Linked DNA regions of Homo sapiens: region 2 is linked to region 1. Evidence: read pairs that join two places in POLR2A ChIA-PET (ENCODE). Cell type or tissue: PC-9. All regions are shown on one strand. Each heading gives the region's core, and the rest is flanking DNA. Links, peaks and the distances in the headings are about the cores only. Region 1 overlaps LIMA1 (LIM domain and actin binding 1). Region 2 overlaps LARP4 (La ribonucleoprotein 4).

Evidence for each region. Peaks named below come from ENCODE experiments on the same cell type or tissue, not always from the same donor. Only the 100,000 strongest peaks of a DNase experiment are listed, where the experiment ranks them.
Region 2: POLR2A ChIA-PET joins it to region 1 with 5 read pairs; 3 of 35 experiments call an interaction of 5 or more read pairs at or near these places.

What each region holds. Positions count from the first base shown.
Region 1 is chr12:50,190,003-50,195,383 of GRCh38, forward strand. It overlaps LIMA1 (LIM domain and actin binding 1), which reads right to left. Exons shown (of 11, transcript NM_016357.5): 9 at 2,450-2,559. Among named protein-coding and RNA genes, the nearest start is that of CERS5, 25 kb to the left of the region's middle. In PC-9, for the core only: no CTCF peak of the experiment used is centred there; no DNase peak of the experiment used is centred there; H3K27ac peaks cover 1,072 bases.
Region 2 is chr12:50,461,774-50,467,154 of GRCh38, forward strand. LARP4 (La ribonucleoprotein 4) reads left to right here. Exons shown (of 16, transcript NM_052879.5): 12 at 809-857; 13 at 5,186-5,347. Among named protein-coding and RNA genes, the nearest start is that of SNORD133, 7.9 kb to the left of the region's middle. In PC-9, for the core only: no CTCF peak of the experiment used is centred there; no DNase peak of the experiment used is centred there.

The DNA.
Region 1 (5,381 bases), core at 283-5,282:
CCTGGCCAATTTTTTTTTTTTTTTTTTTTTTTTGAGATGGAATCTCACTCTGTCACACAGGCTGGAGAGCAGTGGTGTGATCTTGGCTCACTGCAACCTCTGCTTCCCGGGTTCAAGTGATTCTCCTGCCTCAGCCTCCCAAGTAGCTGGGACTACAGGCACGCACTACTGCGCCCAGCTAATTTTTGTATTTTTAGAGACAGGGTTTCACCATGTTGGCCAGGCTGGTCTCGAACTCCTGACCTCGTGATCCGCCTGCCTCGGCCCCCCAAAGTGCTGGGATTATAGCTGTGAGTCACCGTGCCTGGCCTCAATTCTTAATATCTAATGTTATACCCTTAGTATAAGTGTTGCTTGAATGTCATTTTTTTTTTTTTTTTTGAGACAAGAGTTTCATGCTTGTTGCCCAGGCTGGAGTGCAATGGCATAATCTCGGTTCACCACAACCTCTGCCTCCCAGGTTCAAGCAATTCTCCTGCCTCGGCTTCCCAAGTAGCTGGGATTACAGGCATGTGCCACCATGCCCGGCTAATTTTTTTTTTTTTTTTTGTACTTTTAGTAGAGATGGGGTTTCTCCATGTTGTTCAGGCTGGTCTTGAACTCCCGACCTCAGGTGATCCGCCCGTCTCAGCCTCCCAAAGTGCTGGGATTACAGGCGTGAGCCACCACACCCGGCCTCATTTTTTTTTTTTTTTTTTTTTTTTTTTTTTTTTTTTCAGAAAATGGGCTGGCCAGCCCCCATTCCAGTGGACACATTCTTTCGTTAAAAATGTTAATGACATTGTTGTAAACAACAGGTCCTAAAAAAAAAAAAAAGTGGGAACAACAGGGCCAGGTGTGTTTGGTGGCTCATACCTGTAATCCCAGCATTTTGGGAGGCCAAGGTGGGGGGATTACTTGAAGCCAAAAGTTCAAAACCAGCTTGGGCAACATAGTGAGACCCCATCCCTATAAAAATGTAAAAAATATATTAGCTGGGTGTGGTGGCATGTGCTTATAGTCCCAGCTACTTGGGAGGATGGTTTGAGCTCAGGAGATAGAGGCTGCAGGGAGCTGTGACCACACCACTGCACTCCAGCCTGGGTGACAAAGTGAGAACCTGTCTCAAAAAAAAAAAAAAAAAAAAAAGCTAACCACAGGTTAAGATCAAGCTCTGCAGATTAGGAAGCCATTATCTTTAAGGTGAAATTGCACATCTCGTCCAATGTGCTGATTTTAGTTGAACAGATTTTTCCTGGCTGGGCACAGTGGCTCATGCCTATAATCCCATCCCAGCACTTTGGGAGGCCGAGGCAGGCAGATCACCCAAGGCCTGGAGATTGAGGCCAGCCTGGGAAACATGGCAAAATCACATCTCTTAAAAAAAAAAAAAAAAAAGCCAGGCATGGTGGCATGTGCGTATAGTTCTAGCTACTCAGGAGGCTGAGACAGGAGGATTGCATTAGCCTGGGAGGTCAAGGCTGCAGTGAGCCGTGATCACACCACCATACTCCAGCCTGAGCAACAGAGCAAGACCCTGTCTCAAAAAAACAAAACAGGCCAGGCGCAGTGGTTCACGCCTGTAATCCCAGCACTTTGGGAGGCCAAGGCAGGCGGATCACGAGGTCAGGAGATTGAGACCATCCCGGCTAACACGGTGAAACCCCGTCTCTACTAAAACTACAAAAAGTTAGCCGGGCGTAGTGGCAGGACACCTGTAGTCCCAGCTACTCGGGAGGCCGAGGTAGGAGAATGGCGTGAACCCGGGAGGCGGAGCTTGCAGTGAGCCAAGATAGCGCCACTGCACTCCAGCCTGGGCGACAGAGCGAGACTCTGTCTCAAAACAAAACAAAAACAAACAAACAAACAAACAAAAACAAGGCCAGGTGTGGTGGCTTACCCAGCACTTTGGGAGGCCAAGGCAGGCAGATCACAAGGTCAGGAGTTTGAGACCAGCCTGGCCAACATGGTGAAACCCTGTCTCTACCAAAAAATACAAAAAAATTAGCCAGGCATGGTGGCGCATGCCTGTAATCCCAGCCACTCAGGAGGCTGAGACAGGAGAATTGCTTGAACATGGGGGGGCGGAGGTTACAGTAAGCCGAGATCATGCCACTGCACTCCAGCCTGGGTGACAGAGCGAGATTCTGTCTCAAAAAAAAAAAAAAGATAATAATAATAAATAAACAAAAACAAAAATAAAAAAACCGACATTATTTTAAAACTTTCATGAGTTTTCCAGAGTTCAAACTGAGAGTCATTAGTGAGCCTTCTCGCTCCCGGGCCAAAGACCTGAGCAGAGGCAGCAAGATTTCCAGGGAAAGCGACTGGCTTCAGTGTGCTCTTCTGTGGCATTATCATCCACAGGAAAGCAAAACCAGGTTATAATCAACATCATCATCATAAAAGGTACAATTAGCTCTACCAGTAGACCAATGTCCAAAGGCTCAGAGAGAAATTGCCATCATACCTTCATTGCTTTGGGAGGAGAACTTTCAGAAAGACTGGAGGCTCTGGAATCTGGACTTAGTGGCTTGGGATGGACAGGCTGTTGAACCTCACTCTTAACCTGGGAGTCACCTGCTTGAGTTACAAAAGGAAGACATTTTACAGTATCTCATGGAATGTCTTGGAAAGTGTTCTTCCGAAAAGCAAAGTTTGGGCACTTTCATTAATGACAGATCCTTCCAACACCAGGAAAAACACTGCTTTTCTGTTGAAGAATATTCGAACACTAACAACTATGGCTCAGGTATTCTCTGGTCCTGTCAGAAATCAGGTTCTCAGTGAGGAGGCTTTCTTACCCTCTGCCACACGTAGCAGAAATCCAAACCACTCTGTATAAAGAACTTTCTTCCTTGTGCCATTTGTCATTTTTAAAGGCCGTTTATAGACTTAGATGTCTTTTTGGTCATTAACATTCCTAATAACTTTTTCTGAAGTGTTTCAACTGAAGTTGGAAAAAGGGGGAGATGTGAGGGCAGAAATTTTGTACTCTGTGTGTGTGTGTGTGTGTGTGTGTGCGCGCGTGCGCGCATTTGTGTATACATGTAACCTGACACTGTTTTTGGTCAGTTCTATAGCAGATACCAATGGATGAAGATTATGGAAAAGGGCTCCATGAAGTTTTTTTCATAATCATTGAAATTCCAACTACATGAGTTACTTTCCTGCCAAAATGAAGAGGTGAGTCAACAAAGTACTAAAATATTAAGGCTTATTTTTCAAAAAAATGTTTCATAAACCTAGTCAAAAACATTTCTCAGAAACATTTCTAGTCCCAGAAAAATGATTGCAAAAAAAGAATGTTTCTGGATTCAAGCAGAAGGAGTTTTTCTCCGAAATTTTAAGGTAGGATTAACTAGAGATCTGTTTAATTCATCATTCTATTTCAGTTGTAGGGTTTTCAGTGTCCAGTAAACTAGCCTGGGGAGATGCTAGAAATCCACATATATATGTTTTTCTTTTTTGTCTTGTGACCTACAAGAAATTTATATATATATAGTATATATATATCATATATGTGTATATATGATATATATACACATATATGATATATATATACATATATATCATATATGTATATATGATATATATATACATGTATATATGATATATATATACATGTATATATATATACATATATATACGTGTGTGTGTGTGTGTGTGTATATATATATATATATTTTTTTTTTTTTTTTTTTTCAGAGTCTCACTCTGTCACCCAGGCTGGAGTGCAGTGGCATGATCTCGGCTCACTGCAACCTCTGCCTCCTGGGCTCAAGTGATCCTCCTGCCTCAGCCTCCCAAGTAGCTGGGACCACAGATGCATGCCACCATGCCCAGCTAAGTTTTGGTACTTTTGGTAGAGACAGGGTTTCACCATGTTGCCCAGGCTGGTCTCCAACTCCTGAGCTCAAGCAAACTGCCTGCCTCAACCTCACGAAGTGCTGGGATTACAGGCATGAGCCATAGCGCCCAGCAAACATATATATACATATATATATATATATATATTTTTTTTGAGATGGATTTTCACTCTGCTGCCCAGGCTGGAGTGCAGTGGCATGATCTCAGCTCACTGCAGCCTCCACCTCCTGGGTTCAAGCAATTCTCCTGTCTCAGCCTCCTGAGTAGCTGGGACTACAGGCACCCACCACCACATCCGGCTAACTTTTTGTGTTTTTAATAGAGATGGGGTTTCACCATGTTGACCAGGCTGGTCTTGAACTCCTGACCTCAGGTGATCCACCCGCCTTGGCCTCCCAAAGTGCTGGGATTACAGGCGTGAGCCACCGTGCCTGGCCAGCAACATATATATATATTTTGTTTTGAGTCGGAGTCTCGCTCTGTAGCCCAGGCTGGAGTGCGATGGTGCGATCTCAGCTCACTGCAACCTCCACCTCCTGGGTTCAAGCAATTCTCCTGCCTCAGTGTCCTGAGTAGCTGGGATTACAGGCGCCCACCACCACGCCTGGCTAATTTTTGTATTTTTAGTAGAGCTTGGGGTTTCACCATATTGGCCAGGCTGGTCTTGAATTCCTGACCTCAAGTGATCCACCCACTTAGGCCTCCCAAAGTGCTGGGATTACAGGTGTGAGCCACTGCGCCTGGCCCAGCAACATATATTTTTAAATGGGCTGGGCACAGTGGCTCACGCCCGTAATCTCAACACTTTGAGAGGCTGCGGTGGTAGGACTGCTTGAGACCAGGAGTTGGAGACCAACCTGGGCAACAAAGTGAGACCTTTTCTCTACAAAAATATTAAAAAATTAGCTGGGTACGGCCAGGCACGGTGGCTCACGCCTGTAATCCTAGCACTTTGTGAGGCCGAGGCGGGTGGATTGCCTGAGCTCAGGAGTTCAAGACCAGCCTGGGCTACATGGTGAAACCCTGTCTCTACTAAAATACAAAAAATTAGCCAGGCATGGTGGTGTGCGCCTGTAATCCCAGCTACTCAGGAAGCTGAGACAGGAGAATCGCTTGAACCTGGGAGGGGGAGGTTACAGTGAGCCGAGATTGCACCACTGCACTCCAACCTGGGTGACAGAGTGAGACTCCCTCAAAGAAAATTAGCTGGGTATGGTGGTGTGTGCCTGTAGTCCTAGCTATTTGGGAGGCTGAGGTGGGAGGACTGCTTGAGCCCAGGAGTTTGAGGCTGCAGTGAGCTATGATCACACCACTGCACTCCAGCCTAGGCAACAGAAAGAGACCCTGTCTCTAAAAAATGAAAATTAAAAGTTATACTGAAAATCAGAATAAAAAGTGGACATAGTCAAGTAAAAAACAAAAAAAAACATTTTTGTCTTTGGGAAAAGGGAGGCTCAAAATGACTCCAAAATAGGATGACAGGTGACAAAATTCACTGTCAGCAGGAAAATCCCTAGAACCTGGCTAGGAGG
Region 2 (5,381 bases), core at 172-5,171, 270 kb after region 1:
TGGTGAAACCCTGTCTCTATGAAAAAATACAAAAATTAGCTGGGCATGGTGGCAGGCGCCTGTAATCCCAGCTACTTGGGAGCCTGAGGTAGGAGAATCACTTGAACCCAGGAGGCAGAGGTTGCAGTGAGCCAAGGTTGCACCACTGCATTCCAGCCTGGGTGACAGAGCGCGACTCTGTCTCAAAATATAAATAAACTATAGGGGTGAGGTTATATATTGCCAACTTGCCTAATTAAACAATAGTATGGTTCTGGTTTGAAGGGATCACTACTAACAAATGGGCTCATCTTACTTTATGGTGTGGTAGTAGGTAAAGTTTTTAGTAAATTGGCTCAAGATCCCTCAGAATAATATATTATCTTTTAGTAATAGAGAAAACTAGCCCCAAATGTAGAAAGATGTTTAAATTGAAATGTATACAGCTGGCCAGGCATGGTGGCTCACGCCTGTAATCCCAGCACTTTGGGAGGTGGGGCAGGCGGATCATGAGGTCAGGAGATCGAGACCATCCTGGCCAACATGGTGAAACCCTGTCTGTACTACAAATACCAAAATTAGCTGGGTGTGGCAACACGTGCCTGTAATTCCAGCTACTCAGCAGGCTGAGGCAGGAGAATTGCTTGAACCCGGGAGGCAGTTCGTAGTGAGCCGAGATCGCGCCACTGCACTCCAGCCTGGCGACAGAGCGAGACTCCATCTCAAAAAAAAAAAAAATGTGTACGGCTTTGATAGAATGTATATATCTGAAGAAACTTATGACTTGTCCCTCCACCCCACCCCACCCCCACCTTTTTCTTATTAAAAGGAGAACTCTCTTCAGAGGTCGAAGACGACGAGAAGATGACAGGATCTCAGTAAGTTTTTTAAAACTTTTATTCAGACTTTTTTCTCTTCTGTGATTTACTATGGCATTGACTTTCGGTCTTTCCTTTCTGGGTTTTTGTTTTATTGATTGTAGTCTTCAGCAAAGGTAAATAGAGCCTAAATTTAACCCTGAAATTTTTACCACCACCACCCATATACCCACCCTCTAGCACACATGTAGTAAGGAGCTTCGCTTGTGTTGCTTGCTTAAAAAAATTATTTGAAGATCTAATGTATTCACATGATTTTTAAATAAAAACACGAAGTCTTTCTAACTTTCCTTACCTTTTCTTTCTTCTTTCTTTTCCAAGACACAGGATATTACTGTTTCCCAGGGCACTGGAATTACAGGCCTGAGCCACTGTGCTTGGTACAAGATTAAGGACTTCTAGGGAGAGGCAGAGGAGGAACGGGTCTTGCTCTGTCACCCAGGCTGAAGTGCAGTGGTACAATCATGGCTCACTGCAGCCTTCACATCCCAGGCTTAAGTGATCCTCCTCTCGAGTCGGGGTCTTGCGGGCCAGGCACCGTGGCTCGTGCCTGTCATCTCAGCTCTTTGGGAGGCTTAGTCAGTGGATCACTTGAGGCTACAGGCCCCATGCAAGTGCAAAACCAAGCAGAACGGTCAGGACATCTTCAAAGCTCCAAAATACTCACCTTTGGCCAGGCATGGCGACTCAAGTCTGTAATGTCAGCTCTTTGTGAGGCTGAGATGTACGGATCACTTGAGCTCAGGAGTTGGATACCAGCCTGGGCAAGGTGATGAAACCCCATCTCTCCAAAAAAAAAAAAAAAAAAAAAAAAAAAATTAGCCAGGCACCATGGTGCACGCCTGTTGTCCCAGCTACTTGGGAGGCTGAGGCAGGCTGATCCCTTGAGCCCAGAAGGTGGAGTGCAGATTGTGCCACTGCACTCCAGCCTGAGCAACAGAGTGAGACTCTGTCTCAAAAATAATAAACAAAATAATCTCCTTTGACTCCATGTCCCACACCTAGGGTACACTGATGCAAGGGTTGGGCTCCCAAGGCCTTAGGCAGCTCCACCCCTTTGGCTTTGCAGGGATCAACCCTGGAGGCTGCTCTCATGGGCCCATGTTGAATGCCTGTGGCTTTTCTATGCCTGTTCTGGAGTCTGGAGGACGGTGGCCCTCTTCTGCCACTATGCAGTGCCCTAGTGGAGGCTTGATGTGAGGGCTCCAGCCCCGTATTTCCCCTCTGCACTGCCCTAGTAGAAGTTTTCCATGAGATCTGTGCCCCTGGAGCAGGTTTCTGTCTGGACTTATACCAGGCTGGTATAAGTTTCTTTCAGAGGATGCCATACATCCTCTGAAATTGAGTCAGAGGCTCCAAAGCCAGTCTAGGAAGTTCGTCATCTCTATCTTCTTTTGAGCCTTCCAGACTCTTCCACCCTCTACCTGTTACCCAGTTCCAGTGTTGCTTCCACATTTTCAGTTATCTTTATAGCAGTGCTCCACTCCTCAGTACCAATTTTCGTTAAGCCGTTCTCACATTGCTGTAAAGAAATACTTGAGACTGGATAATTCATAAAGAAAAGAGGTTTAATTGGCTAACAGTTCTGCAGGCTGTACAGGAAGCATGATGCAGGCATCTGCCCAGCTTCTGGGGAGGCCTTGGGAAACTTACAATCATGGCTGAAGGCAAATGGGGACCACACAGTTTATACATGGCAGAAGTAGGAGAGAAGAAACCCATTTTCAAAGAAGAAAATATGTTCCATTATAACTTAGAATTGTTTTTAGGGTATACTAAATCTTTTAAATGCTTTTGTTACCCAGGCTAGAGTGCAAATGGCACAATCTCAGCTCACTGCAACCTCTGACTCCCGGGTTCAAGCAGTTCTCCTGCCTCAGCCTCCCGAGTAGCTGGGTCTACAGTCACCTGCCACCACGTCTGGCTAATTTTTTGTATTTTTAGTAGAGACGGAGTTTCACCATGTTGGCCAGGCTGGTCTCGAACTCCTGACCTCAGGTGAGCCACCTGCCTTGGCCTCCCAGAGTGCTGGGATTACAGGCGTGAGCCATCGTGCCTGACCAACAATTCTTTTTTTGAGACAGAGTTTCGCTCTTGTTGTCCACGTTGGAGTGCAGTGGCGTGATCTCGGCTCACTGCAACCTCTGCCTCCTGGGTTCAAGTGATTCTCTTGCCTCAGTCTCCCAAGTAGCTGGAATTACAGGCGCTCGCCACCGTGCCTGGCTAATTTTTGTATTATAGTAGAGACAGGGTTTCACCATGTTGGCCAGGCTGGTCTCAAACTCTTGACCTCAGGTGATCCACCTGCCTCGGCCTCCCAAAGTGCTGGGATTATAGGCATGAGCCACTGCACTCAGCCCAACAATTCTTTCTTAGCATTCCATAGTAGCAGTCCACATGACTTCTCAAGTGGCCCTCAACAATTTGGAATAAGAGATTAGGCCCTGCATGGTGGCTCAGGCCAGGCGTGGTGTCTCACGCCTGTAATCCCAGCACTTTGGGAGGCCCCGGTGGGTGCATTGCCTGAGGGTAGGATTTCAAGACCATCCTGGCCAACATGGTGAAACCCCATCTCTACTAAAAATACAAAAATTAGCCGGGTATGGTGGTGGGTGCCTGTAGTCCCAGCTACTCAGGAGGCTGAGGCAGGAGAATCACTTGAACCCAGGAGGCAGAGGTTGCAATGAGCTGAGATCATGCCACTGCACTCCAGCCTGGGCGACAGAGCCAGACTCTGTCTCAAAAAAAAAAAAAAAAAAGAGAGATTAGATTTGGGGTTTATTCAATATGTTGTAAATGTCATGATGGAGGACTAAACATTGGGGTTAAAGAAACAGGCATGACTTCCAGTAGGTAGGTCATGGTAGAGGAGCTCTTTTGCAGGAGGGAGATCTTAGCTGGGAATAAAATTTTGGATTTGTAAGCCTTCACATAGTAATTGGAGTGATAAGCTCATGCAGAGTACTCTCCATAGAGTGGTGAAAGTGGTCTAATATGGAACCTTGGGGAATAAAGCAGCAGTGTTGGGTTGAAAAATGAGATTATTCAGCATGCTGTTTGAAGTATTCAAGCAAAATCTGAATGGACATGGGTAATGGACAAATGTTATCTCGGTTGTAGGCAAAGGCCTAGGCTGAAAATATTTAAAACCTACAATTCAATGATATTTTTGTAAATTTACAGAGATATACCGCCATCACCACCAAAAAGCAAAACAGGTTGTTTTAACAGTTGCTTGCATATAGGTAGTAGTTGAAGCCATGGATAGTGGACATCACTCAAGGAGAATATGAGAAGTAAAGAGTAATAACCAAATGGAAACCATCAAAATTTTAGAAATGGTCAGGGGAAAAAGAGCACATGTCTGTCAAATCTAAAAAACAAAAAAGGTATCACAGAAGCTAAGAGAAAAATGTGTTCCCAAGGAAAGGATGGTTAACACACCAAATGCTATATGTCAGGAAATGAGAGGTCAGGAAAAAGGGTCTGTCAGGTTTTGCATTGTTGAAGGCATTGGTGACACCTAAAATAATTTTAGTGGAGTGATGACAAAGTGGAGGAGATACAAGTAAGAGGTAAGAGGCTTGTCAGAGGATATATAGGGTGTTAGACAGGAGGGAAGCATGAGATTTTTCATATATGTTATATAGAGGAGGGATATTGTTTTCTCTTGAGATAAATAGATGGAGAAAGATGGTGATGGGCGGGCACAGTTGCTTAAGCCTGTAGTCCCAGCACTTTGGGAGGCCAAGGAGAGAGGATCACTTAAGCTCAAGAGTTTGAGACCAGCCTGGGCAACGTAGTGAAACCTTGTCACTACTAAAAAACAAAAAATAAAAATTTAGCCAGGTGTGGTGGCGCGCACAGCTACTCTGGAGGCAAAAAAGGCAGGAGGATTACTTGAGTCCAGGAAGTCAAGGTTGTAGTGAGCTATGATTGTGTCACTGCATTTCAGCCTTGGTGACAAACTAAGACCCTGTCTCAAAAAAAAAAGAGTTGATAGCAAATTTAGGTAAAGTGGGTGTTTTTGTTAAGAAGGCATAGCAAATTATGAAATGAATAGTAAAGACTGGTTAGAAGGCTTAAGGAGTATGGCAAAGTTTACAAAAGAAACAGGTGAGAGAAGTGACTAAAGAAAAGTAGAATTGATAAAGACTGATGAGAGCTCAAGTGAGATGTCAAACCAAGAATTTATGTAGGGATACAGTTCTGTGCATTATAGAGGTTTTGTTTGCTTCTTTTTCTTTTCTTGCACCTTTCAGCTTCTGTGACACAGGATTAGGGAATGAGATAGCCATGTGACCTGTTTTATTATTTGTTCATTTTAGAGACCTCATCCTTCAACAGCTGAATCAAAGGCTCCAACACCAAAGTTTGACTTATTAGCCTCAAATTTTCCACCTTTACCTGGAAGTTCATCAAGAATGCCAGGTGAACTCGTTTTGGAGAATAGGATGTCTGATGTTGTTAAAGGTGTCTACAAAGAAAAGGTAAACACCCAGCATCTGAGTCTTACCTTATGAG